Regions from separate parts of the Homo sapiens genome. Here region 1 is linked to region 2. A link is an interaction called in ENCODE POLR2A ChIA-PET data of the cell type or tissue named here. Cell type or tissue: B cell. All regions are shown on one strand. Each heading gives the region's core, and the rest is flanking DNA. Links, peaks and the distances in the headings are about the cores only.

Region 1 (8,331 bases), core at 226-8,225, 120 kb after region 2:
GGGATTACAGGCGTGAGCCACCACGCCCGGCTGTATTTTTAAATTCATGCACATGCAGTTTGATACTAACAGATGATATGCCTTCATAAAATAGAAATTTCAAAAGACAGATAGATACAAGACAGCAGTTATAGTCATTTTCCCCTCCAAATCTTGTGTAGATCATTCCATATACATTCTGGAATAAAGCCCTTCCCTTTGGAGACTGCTGATTTGACCTGCAAGCACAGCCTTTTTGTGCATGATGTTAGAGGCCTGGGGAGGTCATATCGCTTGCCTTTCACACAAGATCTGAAAACCAGGTGTGTCTGGCTCCAAAGCCTTGGTTCTGCTATGTTCCTCTTTGTCTCCTAGGAAATGGGAACTGACTTAACTAACTTCCCCGTGTTCCATTGTGCTCCTCTGTAACTCACAGTAATGAGCTTAGCTGAATAGGAAGTAGGGGACAGATGGAATCACCTTGCCTACAAGCCAGGGGTTCGCCCACGATCTCTCCTGGGCAGCACGCAAGGGTGAGCCCTGCCCCAGATGTCTCACCCCACCCTTCGTGAAGAACTTGTAACTAGCCTTGCCTATGCCCATCACTCATCACTTTTCTGGCCAGTCTCTACCTTCCAGAAAAGGAAAAATCAGAAATCTGCAGGCTTTCTCAGCCCCTTTGTGGTGCAGACAGCATAGTTTTTTGTTTTTTGTCTTTTTTTGAGACGAGGTCTCACTCTGTCACCCAGGCAAGTATCTTGGCTTACTGCAACCTCTACCTCCCAGGCTCAAGCGATTCTGTCACCTCAGCCTCTTGAGTAGCTGGAACCACAGACATGCGTCACCGTGCCCAGCTAAATTTTTGTATTTTTGGTAGAGACAGGGTTTCGCCATGTTGCCCAGGCTGGTCTCGAACTCTTGAGCTCAGGTGATCCGCCCACTTCAGCCTCCCAAAGTGTTGGGATTACAGGCGTGAGCTACCGCACCCGGCCAAACATAGATGTTTGCATATGTGGTTTTGAATCCCAGCTTAGCTTAGTTGCCCAGTTTTCATCATTACAGTGTCTAGGAATTCAGAAAAGAATGTACGTCTCTGTCCCCATAGATGCTCCATAAATATTTCTTGCTTCCTTGGACTCCCATGATGCCTTACCTGGGCTGTGGGTGACTTGTACCTGGGCCTTGGCCTTTATCCAAAAGCTGGCATTCTGGCAGTATGAGCTTTTGGGGAGTCAGGATGCTGGCCCATGGGTATTAAGTCAGGTAAATCATTAAAGCTCCCACTAACCCATTCTTCCTAGTAGGGGCTTGTTGGGAAGTGAGTAGGCATGGCACATGGGTGAGAGTGCCAGGCCAGGGAGGGTCAGCTCATGTGAGTGCCCTGCGCTGCTTTGGGCTTCTTTGCTTTGCTTTTTTGCCTTAGGCTTCCTGCCTACCTTTCTGAATTTGGGTCACCCTTGGGATAGTTTGAAAGGGACATTCATGTCCATTAACTCCAAGGGTCCTCACAACTGCCCTGTGATACAAGTTACAGTGACCTCATGGTCCAATAAAAAATGACTTTGCCAAGATCACACACTGAGCCTCCCACCCCAAGACATGCTGCCAGCCTTTCCAGGATGACATTAGAGGGTGGAAGGAACCCAGAGCAGGAGGGGCCTTCCAGCCATGGCCCAGCCCTCCATTTGACAAATGGGGAAATTGAGTCCAGAGAAGGGAAGAGATTTGTCCGAGATAAGGCTATCACAAAAGATTTGAGGCGTTCTATGGAGCTGTGTTTTGTTTTGATTTTTGAGACGGAGTTTCGCTCTTGTTGCCCAGGCTGGAGTGCCATGACACAATCTCAGCTCACCACAACCTTCGCCTCCCAGGTTCTAGTGGTTCTCCTGCCTCAGCCTCCCGAGTAGCTGGGATTACAGGCATGTGCCACCATGCCCGGCTAATTTTTTTGTATTTTTTTTTAGTAGAGATGGGGTTTCTTCATGTTGGTCAAGCTGGTCTCGAACTCCAGACCTCAGGTGATCCGCCCACCTCGGCCTCCCAAAGTGCTGGGATTACAGGTGTGAGCCACCGCGCCTGGCCTAGCTGTGTTTTTTTTTTAAAGATGCTTTCTTCTCCACATGCCTGTCTGTGCCATCCTCCACCCACCCCAAATGAGCAGGAATCCCCAGACACAGGACTTGCCATGCCATAGGAGCCTGAAAGTTGGATTAGACGTAACTTGACAACTGAAACTCTACTGTGAATGGAAACAAAACACTAGATGTTCCCACTAAACTCTGACCTTGAAGAAGTGGCTTTCCTTGGAGCCTTGGTTTCCTTCTCAGTAAATAGAGACTTGGCTACCCCCAGTGGATGTGGTGAGACTGGCCCCGTGCCCTAAATTAGAGAAGTGGCTATTTTAAGTGGAAAGACCCTTTGTAAGGCCAGTCTGGGTGTACAAATGATGTAAACAGCCCCAAGATGATCCTTGTCTAGTACCGAGCCATCCAGGGATTCGACCCTATTTGCCCCGGAGCTGGGCCAGCCTCAAATCCCCCGTAATCAGCTTGTGACTTCAAGGAGCTCAGCTTTGCCCAGTGCCTCCTGGTCACGGGGTGTCGGCCCAGAGCTCTGCTCAAGTACCAAGGGTACAGCCATCCAGCTCCCTGCTTCCCCAAGACTGGCAAAGCTGGGGAGGCCTGGAACAAAGAGGAAAGTGTGCAGTGTTGGCTTGGGGCCTGCAACCTCACCCCTTCCCCCACCTCACTCCTGGGCATAAAGGTGATAAAGCCGCTCACTCAGTCTGCAGTCTGGTAACCGACGTCCCCATGATGGCGGAGGCTGGGAGGCCTCCTGACCAGATTCATGGGCTCAGAGAGGCTGTGTCCAGGCCTGCAGGCCCAGCCCTGGCTACCCTAACAAGCCTCCAATTGTTACCTCTCTCCACGGGAGGGGTGGACTGGAGCCTGAGGCTCTGTCTTCCAGCCACCAGGCCTGGCAGTAGCTGATGCATAAACATTAGGGTTTTGCAGTAACTGAGCAGGGCTCCCAGGCCTTGAACCTGGGCAGAAAGAAGACAGCATCTCCTCTCTTTGTGACCACACTGACTTGCCTCCCTGAGGCTTCTGCACCCTGGAATGGGAGAGAGCTCTTGCCAGGCCTCAGCTGATGGAGCCTTTGGCTACTGAGGCCTCTGCTGGACAGGAAGTCTGCCTATGTCTCCTAGCCCAGTTTATCTCCCCCTGCCCTGGCATTTGGGAGTGGGGAGGAAACGGCTCCATCAGAAACAGCTCTACCATTGGACCTTAGGCCAGCCACACTTCTTGTTGGAGCTTGTGTCCTCAGCTGTACTGGGGATGAGAGCTAGCTGTCTGGGTCAGCGGCACTGAGGCTCCAGGGGAGCATGTGGTCTGTGCAGCAGGCTTGGGGAGTGCTGAGCAGCACAGATTGGGTTTCATAGCACAGTGGGAGCCCAGACAGGCCAGCTAGCCATAAGCACCTCTGCTGGAGGAAGAGGTGGACTCTCTTGGGCTGGAGGGCCCAGTTCAAGGAAAGAAACAAACAGCTACACTGGGCTCCTTGATCACCCAGCTGTGGCAGTTCTTCTTGAGGACTTCCTGCCCCTAGGTGGGGGCTGCCTTCAGCTCCCTGCTGCGTGTGATAACTTGGGTGTGGCCCTCACAGCTGTGCAGAAGCTATTCCCAGAGGGTTCTGGCCCCAGGTAAACAGATTCTGCTCTGGGCTCGCCTTGCCTCCATCCCACAGCCCTGTGTGCTGTCTGTGGCACAGCCTAGAGCAGCACTGCCTCGTGGCCCTGGCCCTTATGCGGCTGGAGCTGATCCTGAAGTCCAGTGTCCCAGCGGTCATGGCTGGCATCATCACCATCTACAACCTGGTGATGGAAGTCCTTATCCCCAACTCGCTGATCGACTGCATCAGCCTCTACGGGAATCTCCTCCAGCCAAGCGCTAGGCTGAGTGTGGGCCTGAGTGGCCCGGCAGCCAGCTATGTCATCAGCACTGTGGGGGACACAGTGCTGCCTAGAAGCCCGGGCTATTTGTGGGCTTGATCCTGATCCTCATTTTCACTGCATGGTCTCATTCTCTCCACAAAGTAGCCTTTGAGCCCACCAGCCACAGAATGTGATATAAAGATCACCCCTGCTTATTCCAGAATGAACAGCCTGAGACACATATCCCTTCAGTAGTTGGTCTTGTGAATGCAGTGTCCTAGTGCAAATGCCCATCATCTGTTGACCCCATCCTTGCCCCTGCCTGCCCCATGCTGTGGATATCTGGGCCCCCTCATCACCCATCCTGGCCCCCTGACCAGTGAGGATGCCCCCTCCCATCTAGGGTACTCTGCGTCTAAGGATGAATTCCAGTGTAATTTTCTCTCTTCTGTAGGTTTATTTATGGAAGATTGGACCTGTTCATACATCTGTGGGGCAGCCCTCCATCTCCCAGCTATATAAAGTCTCTAACCACAGTGTTGCATTGTGGGGTTACCATGTGGTCTGACACTTCCTTGCATGAACTACCCTCACTCCAGCCCTGGACAGTCCAGGGCCTAGCAGGCAGTGTGTGGGGCCTACCAGGTCCTGGCATCCAAGCTGTGTCCAATAAAGTTCTTAGATGTGACTGGAAAAAAAATTGGATTAAAAAAAAGCTTCAGAAGTTACAGAGCCAACTACAGAGAAGCATAATAAATGAAAGAGTGTCTTCTAGTTTTGACAGTTTGGTGTTTACCCTAAAGACTTCTCTTTGTGCATGTGTAGATACATGCCTATAAATAGAATATTTGTGTAGTTGGATCCCACTTTCTGCATAGTTCTTTGCAACCCATTCTGTTCACCAAACCAACCCTTAGAGGTAAATACTGGCAGTGTTTCTCTCTGCACATACAACCAAGTGCCACTATACAAGTTCACTAACTCCCTGTTCCTTACACAATATGTACATCCTATTGCTTTTTTTCCCCCCTGAACAATCTACCCTGGTACTCTTCATAACACATACATGTTATGTGAAACACAGATGTGTTTCATTCTTTCCAATAGCTGCATAATACTTCATTACAGGCATGTCCCACCATGATTAAGAAATAGCAGCCCCATCACCTTCTTCATACCACTCACCACCTGATGTATTACATGTATTTATTTTCTGCCCCAGCCTTCAACTAACCTATCAAGTTCCATAGGCAGGGATTTGGTATAGTTTTATCGCTGAATTTCCATTGACTAGAAGAGTGTTGGGAGCATGCATTCAGGCATAATCTTTCCTTAGCAATATCATTTATTCATAGAAGATCCTCTCTTATGGAGAATTAACTGAAGCTTAGAGGAAGAGACTTTTTTTTGAGACGGAGTTTCACTCTTGTTGCCCAAGCTGGAGTGCAATGGCGCGATCTCGGCTCACTGCAACCTCTGCCTCCCGGGTTCAAGTGATTCTCCTGCCTCAGCCTCCCGAGTAGTTGGGATTACAGGCGCGCGCCCCCCACGCCCAGCTAATTTTTCGTATTTTTAGTAGAGACGGGGTTTCACCATGTTGGTCAGGCTGGTCTTGAACTCCTGACCTCAGGTGATCCGCCCACCTCAGCCTCCCAAAGTGCTGGAATTACAGGCGTGAGCCACCATGCCCAGCCAGGAAAGGACTTTTTTAAGGTCACACAAGTGGAGGAGCTGGGACTTAAATGTGTCTGCTGAGAGTGACAGTGAACTTTGCATGTGCCCAATCTTACCAAATTAATGTTCTCTTAGTTGAATTATTGCCCATCTCACCACCAAATGTGTATCTTCTCAGGGGTGTCAGTTTCCCCAGGGTCCAGATCCTGGCCCCACACCCACACATGGCCAAGGAGCCATTTACATTTAACATTCCATAATAGGATGCATACCTTTTCGGTTATTTAGGGAGGATGTGGTTTTGCCTGGAAGGCTTTGAGAATGCTGGGCAGCTAGCTCAGGGGACGTGGGGCTTAAAGCAGAGGCCGATCAACTTTTTTCTAAAGGGCCAGATAGAGCGTAAATATTGTCAGCTTTGTTGGACATGTAGTTCTCGGCCTGCCACTCAGCTTTGCTGTTGCAGTACAAAAGCAGCTGTAGACAAATGAGTGTGGCTGTGTTCCAATAAAACTTTATTCATGGTCACTGAAATGTGAATTTAATATAATTCTTACATATCACAAAATATTAGTCATTGTCTTTTTTTTCTCCCCAGCTACTTAAAAATGTAAAACTCATTCTTAGCTGCCATAGTTTGCCAACTTTGGCTTATAGCAAATGCAGCAAAGTGGCCCAAAGGTTTCTGAGCCTGTGCCCGGGCTGTCTCAGCTCAGAGTGGGCAAGGCTCAGAGAGTTGCTTTTATGGAATTTGACCTACATAGAAAGCACCAGGTAGAAACCTTGTTTCCTTCAGGGACCAGTACCCGGAAACAAGGGGGAGGACCTAAGCAGGAAAGCCATAGAATTTGGCATCAGAGACCCCCAATTGGAAACTTCCCTGAAGCCTAGAGTCCCCTGGTTCTGCGCTTTTCCCTCTCTCTCATTTCTCATCTGTGAAAAGGGAGTAATCGCTCCCCAAAAGCTTGTTCATGGTGGTTAATCAGAATGTGTGAGCAGCCTCTGGCAGGGTGCCTCAGCTCGCTGCTGCTGCTGCTGCTAAATGCACCAGCCCCCTCCTCTCAGTTCTACTTTGAAGACTGGCGAGTGCCTTCTGCCTCGAGGGCAACCAGGGGTGTCTGGAGGTTCAGTCATGCAAGGGTCTTGATATCATTGGAAGGCTTAAAGGAAGTGGCTTCAGGAGCACTTAATGCTTGAGGTCACCCTAAGGTCAGGTTTTGGACTGTTAGTCCATCACTCTTCTTTTTTAAAAGGCTTGGCAGGATGGAACCGGTCAGAGGGTAGAATGCCAGGCTAGGAAACCAAACAACTCTAGTCCCAACCCTGGCTTTTGTTTGTATGCTAGGCTGGGCACCTGCCCTCTGACCTCAGGTGCCTCCTGTCAAGTGCCGATGTTACAGCAGTCTGCAATTTCTTGAGCTTCTTTCTTTCTTATTGCAGCCAAAGCTGTCTTATTTTTTTTTCTTTTGAGAGTGTCTCACTCTGTCGCCCAGACTGGAATGCAGTCGTGCAATATCTGCTCACTACAACCTCCGCCTCCCAGGTTAAAGTGATTCTATTCTCCTGCCTCAGCCTCCCAAGTAGCTGGGATTATAGGCATGTGCCACCACACCCCACTAATTTTTGTACTTTTTTTTTTTTTTTTTGAGACAGAGTCTTGCTCTGTCGCCCAGGCTGGAGTGCAGTGGCGCGATCTCAGCTCACTGCAAGCTCTGCCTCCTGGGTTCAAGCCATTCTCCTGCCTCAGCCTCCCGAGTAGCTGGGACTACAGGCATGCGCCACCATGCCGGGCTAATTTTTTTTTTGTATTTTTAGTAGAAACGGGGTTTCACCGTGTTAGCCAGGATGGTCTCGATCTCCTGACCTCGTGATCTGCCCGCCTTGCCTCCCAAAGTGCTGGGATTACAGGGGTGAGCCACCGTGCCCGGCTCCAACTTTTCTATTTTTAGTAGAGACAGGGTTTTGCTGTGTTGGCCAAGCTGGTCTGGAACTCCTGGCCTTAACCAATCCGCCCGCCTCGGCCTACCAGAGTGCTGGGATTATAGGTGTAAGCCACCGCGCCCAGCCTTGAGGTTCTTTCTTTTAATGCCCAGAAGTTCATTTAAATGAGTAAGAAACACAACAAAACAAATTAAAAGGGAGCTGTCATGGATTCAGGTAAACCCCTCCCCCACTCCTTTGAGCCGTGGACTAAGCAGTTGGAAAGCCCTGCGTCCCCTGCTTCCCTGCACCTGGGGAACCCATGTGGGATGCTGTGGGAAGAGGACAAGATGGAGCAACATCTGGAGTCTGCCAGCCCTGGGACCCTCCTCTTGCCAGGAATACCCTGCCTCTGAGTAGCAGTAGCCACGTGCCCTTCCTGTGCCAATATAGATTGAGAACCTGCTGCAGGCCAACCCTGGGGCTGGAGCGCAATGCTGACACACTGACATGGGTCAAAAGGCCACAGTGTTTGGCAAGTTATACAATGTGGCCAGGGCCATCTGGCATCCGAGCGTTGGGGGAGAGGTCCTGAATCTTAACACCTCATCCATGGCTTCCTGGGAGAGGGAGGGCTCTTGTGGGTCGTGAGACCCCCAGCGGTGGGATAGGGAGGGTGAGGGGTGGGGACATGAGAAATGCTTCTCTGTGCTGGACCCTGAGCCCAGTTGCTGGCCAAGCTGGGAGGCCATGACTCTCCTAGGAGAGTCAGGATTTGAACTCAGTCTGCCTGACTTCAGAGGTCCTTCCTTGACAGCCCTGTGGGC
Region 2 (8,331 bases), core at 87-8,086:
CACCCCTGGCATCACTCAGATCTGTTCATGTCCTCTTATGATATGTGGCTGTCATATCCATGTGGAAAAGGGGATACTGCTAGTCCATGGGATGCAACATTAATGCAGTTACTTAAATTATTACCTACAAATGGTTATAATCAAGGACCTATCAATGACAAGGCTAGTAATTAGTAGCTTAATCCACAATTGTCTAACGCCTAGAACTTTTTGAGCTCTAACATGACGCCACAAGAGGAGAATTTCACACCTGACCTCACATGATGGGTTGCATATATTATTTTAAATACTGTGTAAAATTACCTTAATAAGCTACTTATTACTAAGTAGCTATAGTAATAGAACATTATCATAAAAATTCCAGTGCTGCTTCTTGGTTGGCAAAGAAAGGAGGAATAAAAAATAGATTTAAAAAAGAACATTATGATAGAAATAAGGAATACAAAGACTATAGGACGGGCTGGCTTCTTCTGAGCATGTTGGAGAAATAATATGGCAAAGTCAGAGCTTTAAATTCTCAGCTGGCTACATAGGTAGAAAGCCAGAAAATATGACCAACTTGAGGGAATCCCTTATTTTTTGTAGTGCAAAGTCTAGATTTATGAAAACCAGAATCTGTTCCTGTGGTTGACTAAATTACATATAAATTAAATTCACAGCCTTGCTTTTTAAATATAAAGTTATATTGTTGATAGAAAAAGACAGATTCTGAGAATTGTAATAGGGGCATTTCGGTAGATTTAAACCCCCTTGAGCCCCCAAATTATACTAGTTCTCTTTTGCCATGAAAACCAGCCCTTCCTCTCATCTGAAGGTGTTAGCTGCCCCTTTCCAGAAGATTCTATAGTTATCTTTCTAGAGGTAATCACCTTGAAGAGGCATACTGATTCTTTTCAAAATCCATATGCATGATCCATCATTCCTTCCAGGCACATAATAATACTCAAATCACAGTAGATCCAAAGAGAAAGAAGGACTACCGGACTACAAAGTGTGACTCAAGAATAGGAACCAAATGGATGACTGAATAAAGAAAATGTGGTATATATACACAATGGAATACTATGCAGCCATAAAAAGAATGAAATTGGCCAGGCACGGTGGCTCACACCTGTAATCCCAGCACTTTGGGAGGCCGAGGCGGGCGGATTACAAGATCAGGAGATCGAGACCATCCTGGCTAACATGGTGAAACCCCATCTCTACTAAAAATACAAAAAGTTAGCCTGGCGTTGTGGTGGGCACCTGTAGTCCCAGCTACTCCGGAGGCTGAGGCAGGAGAATGGCGTGAACCCGGGAGGCGGAGCTTGCAGTGAGCCGAGATCCCACCACTGCACTCCAGCCTGGGCGACAGAGCGAGACTCTGTCTCAAATTAAAAAAAAAAAAAAAAAGAATGAAATCATGTCTTTTACAGCAAAACGGATGGAACTAGAGGCCATTATCCTAAGTGAAACAACTCCGAAACAGTCAAATAACACATGTTCTCACTTACAAGTGGGAGCTAAATAATGTGTACACATGGGCATAGAGTGTGGAATGATAGACATTGGGTGGAGGAGTGGGAGGAGGGTGGGGGATGAGAAATTACTTAATGGGTACAATGTACACTATTCAGGTGATGGATACACTAAAAGCCCAGATTTTGCCTACTCAAAATATCCATGTAACAAAACTACACTTGTACAACCTTAAATTTATACAAATTAACAAAGAATAGGGGGCCAGGCGCAGTGGCTCATGCCTGTAATCCCAGCACTTCAGGAGGCCGAGGCGGGTGGATCACCTGAGGTCAGGAGTTCGAGACCAGCTTGGCCAACATGGCGAAACCCCATCTCTACTAAAAATACAAAATTAGCTGGTGGGTGCCTGTAATCCCAGCTACTCGGGAGGTTGAGGCAGGAGAATTGCTTGAACCCAGGAGATGGAGGTTGTAGTGAGCCAAGATCGCGCCACTGCACTCCAGCCCGGGTGACAGAGCAAGATTCTATCTCAAAAAAAAAAAAAAAAAAAAAAAAGAAGAATAGATATCAAAAACACCAAAAGAACTGCAAGGTTTTGCCAGTATACATTTTGCAAGGCTATACTAGTAAAAGCCTGGGAAATATTTAGGGAAGTGGATTACAAGAGTGTTATACCAGAGAGAGAGAAAAATGTAATTTTTGATTGCACTGAATTCATTGATACAGATATGTTAGCTCAAGAAACTGATAGTGGCTATAACAGCTTACTGGGCTGGCTAACTGAAACTTGGACTTAATGGTGGCCTATATTACATTAAGGAGAAAGGCCAAAACATCCTTGGTACACTATAGAACAAGATATCCAAAGACAGAGAGCTAGGAATGTCAGTCAGTAGGGACCTCTAGAAGCAGAATGCATTTACCTGGTGGAGTTAACAATACAACTTCACTTTCTTCACTCAAAGCTATATCAACTGTCCAGCCCTCTATCAAACTCTAGCCTGCTAGGACCTAATAATTTCCCCATTTCATAGGAGATCATGCTGGCCTACTACACGATAAAATCATATTGATTGGACTAGGTGAGTATTACTTGATACCCTAGACACGCTGGTAAGACACATATATACCAGATGGTATGGAACAAATCCCAAACAAAAACTAAGGAATCTACCACCTTAGTGAAATTTCTTGCTTCCAGAGCTCTCTAGCACATCAAAATATCGTTTATAAGGTGAACATGAAAATATCCCTTGTAAGATTAAGGATAGTTGTTGCATCTGGCATCTCCCATCACAAAGAAAGAAGCATCACATTAGATTTTGGAGGCAACATGGATCTCATTTGGGCATGCCACTATGGCCTATTTACTGAGTGAGCCATAAGGGCTGCCACAATGGGGCAGTGTGGGATTCTGGAAAGTTTCCTGGTTTCAGACAGGTGGATGGCGGGGTCGGGGGAATCTTGAGCCTATTTTCTCATAAGTAAAATGAAAATAAATACCTTCCTTGGAAGGCTATGGTACTGTAAAATGAGGTAACAGGTGAAAAAGCCCTTTAAAGTACACATCTTCAGGTGTTGGCTGTACCACTCTGCCATTTGATGCTATGCCAATGACAAATTTTTTCGGCCCAGAGTAAAAATTATTCCCTAAGAATTGCCAAAAATCCTATTTTTTCTATTGAGTTGTATCATAGATACAGAAGAGCATATGAAACATTAATGGAGAGTTTAAAGAATAATTATGATGTAACACCCTTCTAACTAGCACTTGAGTCAGAAATAGAATATTGTCAAAGTGGCCACTAACCCTGCACTAGGGCACCCAGATAAGGAGCAAGTAGGGGCTGAAATATACCAAGCTTCTACCCAGAACTGTTGGGTGAAATATGCACCCACCACCACCCCCCGTCCCGACTCTAAAAGGACAAGCTGGGGTATTCTGAGCTCCTTCCTCCCACTTTTACTGTGGAGCAAGCAGATTGCTAGCTCTCCTCCCTTCCAGGACATATCACATATAGAACACCAGGGGGCGGCAACTCCCCACAGATGTTGGTACCTGGGACGACAACGGCTAAACCAAGGATGAAGCAGCTTGACTTTCTACTCTTTTTTTTCTCTTTTCCTCTTTTCCATGTCCCTCTACTGCTCTGCAGGCCTGCATCACACATCACAATGGCACAGTGCAAAGATTCATGGCTTTAGTAACAAGGAGAGCTACGTTTGAATCCCAACTCTACCACTCACTACCTTTGACCTTGAGCAAGTGACACCATCTCTCCAAGCCATGGTTTCCTTATCCGGAAACATAGAATACAAAAACAGTACCTACCCCATAGGATTGTTGGAATGATTAAGTGAGATAATGTGGGTAAACAGCAAAACATTGTCCAAATATTAGTTGTTTTTAGACATCATAATTAATCTAGGCCGGGCATGGTGGCCCAAGCCTGTAATCCTAGCATTTTGGGAGCCCAATGTGGGCGGATCACCTGAGGTCAGGAGTTCAAGACCAGCTTGGCCTACATGGTGAAACCCTGTCTCTATGAAAAATACAAAAATTAGCCAGGCGTAATGGTACATGCTTGTAATCCCAGCTACCTGGGAGGCTGAGGCAGAAGAATTGCTGGAACCCAGGAGGCAGAGACTGCAGTGAGCTGAGATCATGTCACTGCACTCCAGCCTGGGTGACAGAGCGAGACTCCGTCTCAAAAAAAATAATAATTAATCTAATTTGATTATCACCAATCCTGGCAGGCAAGGTAGGTAAACACGCTTCCCAAGTTTCAGATAAAGAAATTGACCTGCGGAATCATGATGATAATGTGGTTTCATTTCCTTTTTGTTGTTGTTGGGTTTTATTTTGAGATGGAGTTTCGCTCTGTTGCCCAGGCTGAAGTGCCGTGGTGTGATCTCAGCTCACTGCAGCCTCCGCCTCCTGGGTTCAAGTGATTATTTTGCCTCAGACTCCCGAGTAGCTGGGACTACAGACACGTGCCACCATGCCCAGCTCATTTTTGTATTTTAGAGATGGGGTTTCATCGTGTTGGCCAGGCTGGTCTTGAACTCCTGACCTAAGGTGATCCACCCACCTCAGCCTCCCAGAATACTAAGATTACAGGTGTGAGCCACCGTGCCCGGCATGGTTTCATTTTCTAAGACTCTCCCTCAACACTTTTGTCATCATGACAGCTTGCCTTGAGAGACTCATTGATAACCCTTTGGAGATATCTGGGATTCTGAGGCCCAAATACGTTATGTGTGCTGAAGGCCACATAACCAATCAGTGGACAAGTCAGAAGCCAAAGAGCCAGCTCACTGTGCTCCCAGTCCAGGGATGCAGCCACTTCGCCACCACCTCATGAATTTTGCTTGACTGCTTACTGTAGAATCCCATCTGTAAGTCTTATCTTCCTGCCTAGACTGTGAGCTAAAAGAGAAAAAAAAATTCTCAAGGAATATTTATTCTTATGGAAAAGCATTTATGCTATGTTACTAAATGAAACAAGGGATTTACAAAACACCTTGTGCAACATGATCCCAGTATGTATTTACGTATACTTGCAGAGGAAAAAAGTAGAAAGTCATGACACACAATGGTAAAAACATTTATCTCTGTGTGGTAGAATTACAGGTGATTTTTGTGTTTTTCTCTTACATTTTTGCACATGTTTCTAGGTTTCTCCCATGCACATGTTTTACTTCTATGATCAGAACTAATATCCGTGTGTGTGTGTGTGTGTGTGTATTACACTATTTCAATTGTCCATTTAGAAAATTACTACATTAAGAGTCAGAGATCTTGGGCTGCCTTCCCCCAATAATTTATCGTGACTTTGCACAAGCTTCTTAACCCTCTGAGCCTCAGTTTCTCCACTGGAAATATGAGAATATCACCCCTGTCATCCCATCCCCAGAAGGCTCCGAACCTCCCCTGTCTGGCTGCCACAAATCGTTCCCCCTTCTCCTCAGCCAAGCTGCTGAGCAGTCACAGGACACCTGCCTCTGTTTCCACTTCCCCATCCCATTAATTAATCCCTCATCTAGCCGCAGCTTGGGTTTTGTTCCCTCTTCTGCAAAGCAGATTCTACAGAGGTGGCCTCTTCAATGCCAAAGCCCATGGCCTCTGTGCTGCCTTTTCCTCCACCTCTACCTCCTCACCTGGCTGTTTCCCCAGACGGGGCTGTCTTGACTGCTCCCTCCTTGAAGCACATTCTTCCCTCACCTTCTCTGACCACTGCTTACCTTGGTTTCCTTAGCCCCTGTGGCTGCTGCTTCTCCCAAGGGTCTGGCTCAAAAGGGGTTCCCTGGGTTGCAGGGCACCTTTCCTCTCTCTTAGGCTGGTGCATGACCTCACCCAAACCAGCAACTTCCAGCACCACGAGCAATGAGTGACCTGAGCTTCCCAAATCTCTCCCGGGCCCCACCCCACTACCCTCAGGCTGTCAGAAGCTGAGCCCCATCTCTCCCCAGTCTCCTCCCCATCCCACCAATCCTCCTCTGAAAATGGTTTTTCAGGTGCTGGTCACCCAGGAACAAACTCAAGGCCACTCAGTGGAGGGGGTTCTGCCCACCTTCCTGCAGCCCTGCTGAGGACTCCAGCCAGTTAACCCAGGGGACAGCGTCATGGACCTCAGCGTGGCATCTCATCCACATGATTCTCGTGGACTCCCCACTGGTGTCCCTGTCCTCTCTCTGTCCCTCTGGGCTAGCCTTAAATACAGGCCTCACCACCAGGAGCATCACAGCTATTACTGAGCACTGACCAGTGTCAGGCATTGAGGGCTTTGCCTGTATTCTCCTTTATTCCTCAAGACAAACATGGAAGGGAAATACTATCATTATCTCCATTTCTTTTTTTTTTTTTCTTAATAGAGACAAGGCCTCACTACATTGTCCAGGCTGGTCTCAAACTCCTGGACTCAAGCTATTGTCCTGTCTCGGCCTCCCAAAGTGCTGGGATTATAGATGCAAGCCACCATGCATGGCCTATTACCTCCATTCCAATGATGAGAAAAGTGAGGTATGGAGCGTTTAATCTGCTCAGGGATGTGTGGTTATACAGTTACCAAAGTCTTAGAGCTGGGATTGGAATACAAGATAATCTGATTCGACTGCAGATCATGTGCCCTAAACCACTCAGCTACATGGCAATTTTACCTCTTACCAGAATCACCTACAGGATAAAGTCCACATGCTTCCACCTGGTCTGCGGGGACCCTCATGTATAGCTCAGACACGCCATTTCAGTCCTAGGACCCAGTGTGTCCAATTGTCCCACTCTCCATTCTGACCGCACTCCTCAGCTGCCCACTTCCACACCTTAACCCATGTCTTCTTGCCACCCAGAGTCTCAACCCCACCTCCATATGTCAAAATGCTCCCTCCAAGGCCTTCTCAAATTCCTCTTCCTCTACCCAGGGTAGGTCATGCAGCATGATGGAGGAGAGGCCTGTGGTGATGGGGAGACAGCGGACCTGATAACATGGTCCTTGCCCTTCCAGAAGGTGATTGGGGGATCCAGATCCCTCACTCTGGGCCTGTGCCCTCATCTGTAAGACGGAGGGGGTGGGACTAGATAATCTTTAGGAGCCTTCTTGCTCTAACAGTCTGAGACCCTACTGCTTTCACCATCCCCCAAAATAGAGGTGAAGTTGCCTTTTTAAAATCCCTTTAACATTCACAGAATGGAGAGAATGTTGGGGCTGGGAGGACTTCAGAGGAAACTAATCTCGCCCTCTTACTTTTCCCCCAGGCCTGGCAAACCATCTGGGGAGTGGTGGGAGGGAGGCCATGCTCTCTGCTCCACCAAGAACCCATCTCAGCAGGTCCCCAGCCCTGCAGAGAAGGGGTGGGAGGAGCCTGGAAGGGCAAAAGCTGCAGAGCCTGGCTCTGGGCCGGGCCTGGCCTGCCCAGCTCCAGGAGGCCTCAGTAGTTTTCCATAACCAGCAGGCCCACAGCCCAGGACATGTGCTCCCCTCTCCCTTGGCCCCCTACATTCCTCTGCACATTCAGGCAGCAAAATGGCATTCAGGCTCTGTTGGGGGCGGAAACCCAGACACACACAAAGACTCATAGATACAGGTTCAGCCACAAACACACAGACTCGGAGAGATAACGCAGATCCTGGCAGGGTCAAGGTGCCCAGGCACAAACAGCACCCACAGATACAATACGCCCACCCCGCCAGAGCCACCACGATCCGTTCTCAGAGGCACATGTGCATAAGAACATCACAGAGATATTCATTCTGTGCAGACACACAGGCACATGCATAGCGGGAGGTCACGTGTCCACTCAGCAGTCGCCCCCATGCGCCTGCCATCCTCCCTCCTCCCCTGAGCCCCCACACTCCCTGTCTAGGTCAAATCTTGGTCAAGGAATGGAAAAAGTCCCAAGCCGCCGCAGTTGTAGGAGTCAGGACAGAAGCCAGACAGTCCCGGGAACCAGCCGAGCTCCCTTCCCGCTGAGAAGGTGCCATTTTTTAATTCCATAGAATTCACGGGACAATCCCCATCCTGTTCCTGGGAGGCCAGGGTGAGGCTGGATCCTGGATGGTTCCCCAGCCCACCCTCATGGCCTCTGGGGTTCCAGCTCCGTCCCCAGCTGCAGGGGGAGGGCAGAGGGACCTCTGGAAAGTCATTTCCCAGATGCATTGCCCTCCAGTCCCCTCTCCAGCCACCTGGCGCCTCCACCCTCACCCCATCTCCCTCCTTCAGCCCCACATCTGTCCTCCAGGAGATTAACGGAACTCATTCCTCGGGTCCACCACACTGAACCAACCAGACAGAAGGCCATGAGCAGGGGGACCCTGGGACGGGCCCATGGCAGAGCCTCCGGCTTGTTGTCAGTGATTACCTGGGGTCAGGG

What was found. ChIA-PET counts read pairs that join two places held together with the same protein. Peaks named below come from ENCODE experiments on the same cell type or tissue, not always from the same donor. Only the 100,000 strongest peaks of a DNase experiment are listed, where the experiment ranks them.
Region 1: POLR2A ChIA-PET joins it to region 2 with 10 read pairs; 17 of 35 experiments call an interaction of 5 or more read pairs at or near these places.

What each region holds. Positions count from the first base shown.
Region 1 is chr1:42,947,967-42,956,297 of GRCh38, reverse strand. The region is part of intron 1 of SLC2A1 (solute carrier family 2 member 1); the gene reads left to right. It also overlaps the pseudogene ATP6V0CP4. Among named protein-coding and RNA genes, the nearest start is that of SLC2A1, 6.7 kb to the left of the region's middle. RefSeq lists enhancers at 587-876, 2,228-3,172, 3,406-3,700, 3,823-3,892, 5,427-5,962. In B cell, for the core only: no CTCF peak of the experiment used is centred there; DNase peaks (open chromatin) are centred at 417, 2,357, 3,607 and 6,767; H3K4me3 peaks cover 6,021 bases; H3K27ac peaks cover 7,865 bases.
Region 2 is chr1:43,068,975-43,077,305 of GRCh38, reverse strand. No RefSeq gene overlaps it. Among named protein-coding and RNA genes, the nearest start is that of CFAP144, 75 kb to the left of the region's middle. RefSeq lists a silencer at 3,370-3,419 and an enhancer at 6,845-7,812. In B cell, for the core only: CTCF peaks have their summits at 3,309 and 3,508 (motif pointing right); DNase peaks (open chromatin) are centred at 3,495 and 4,295; H3K27ac peaks cover 1,093 bases.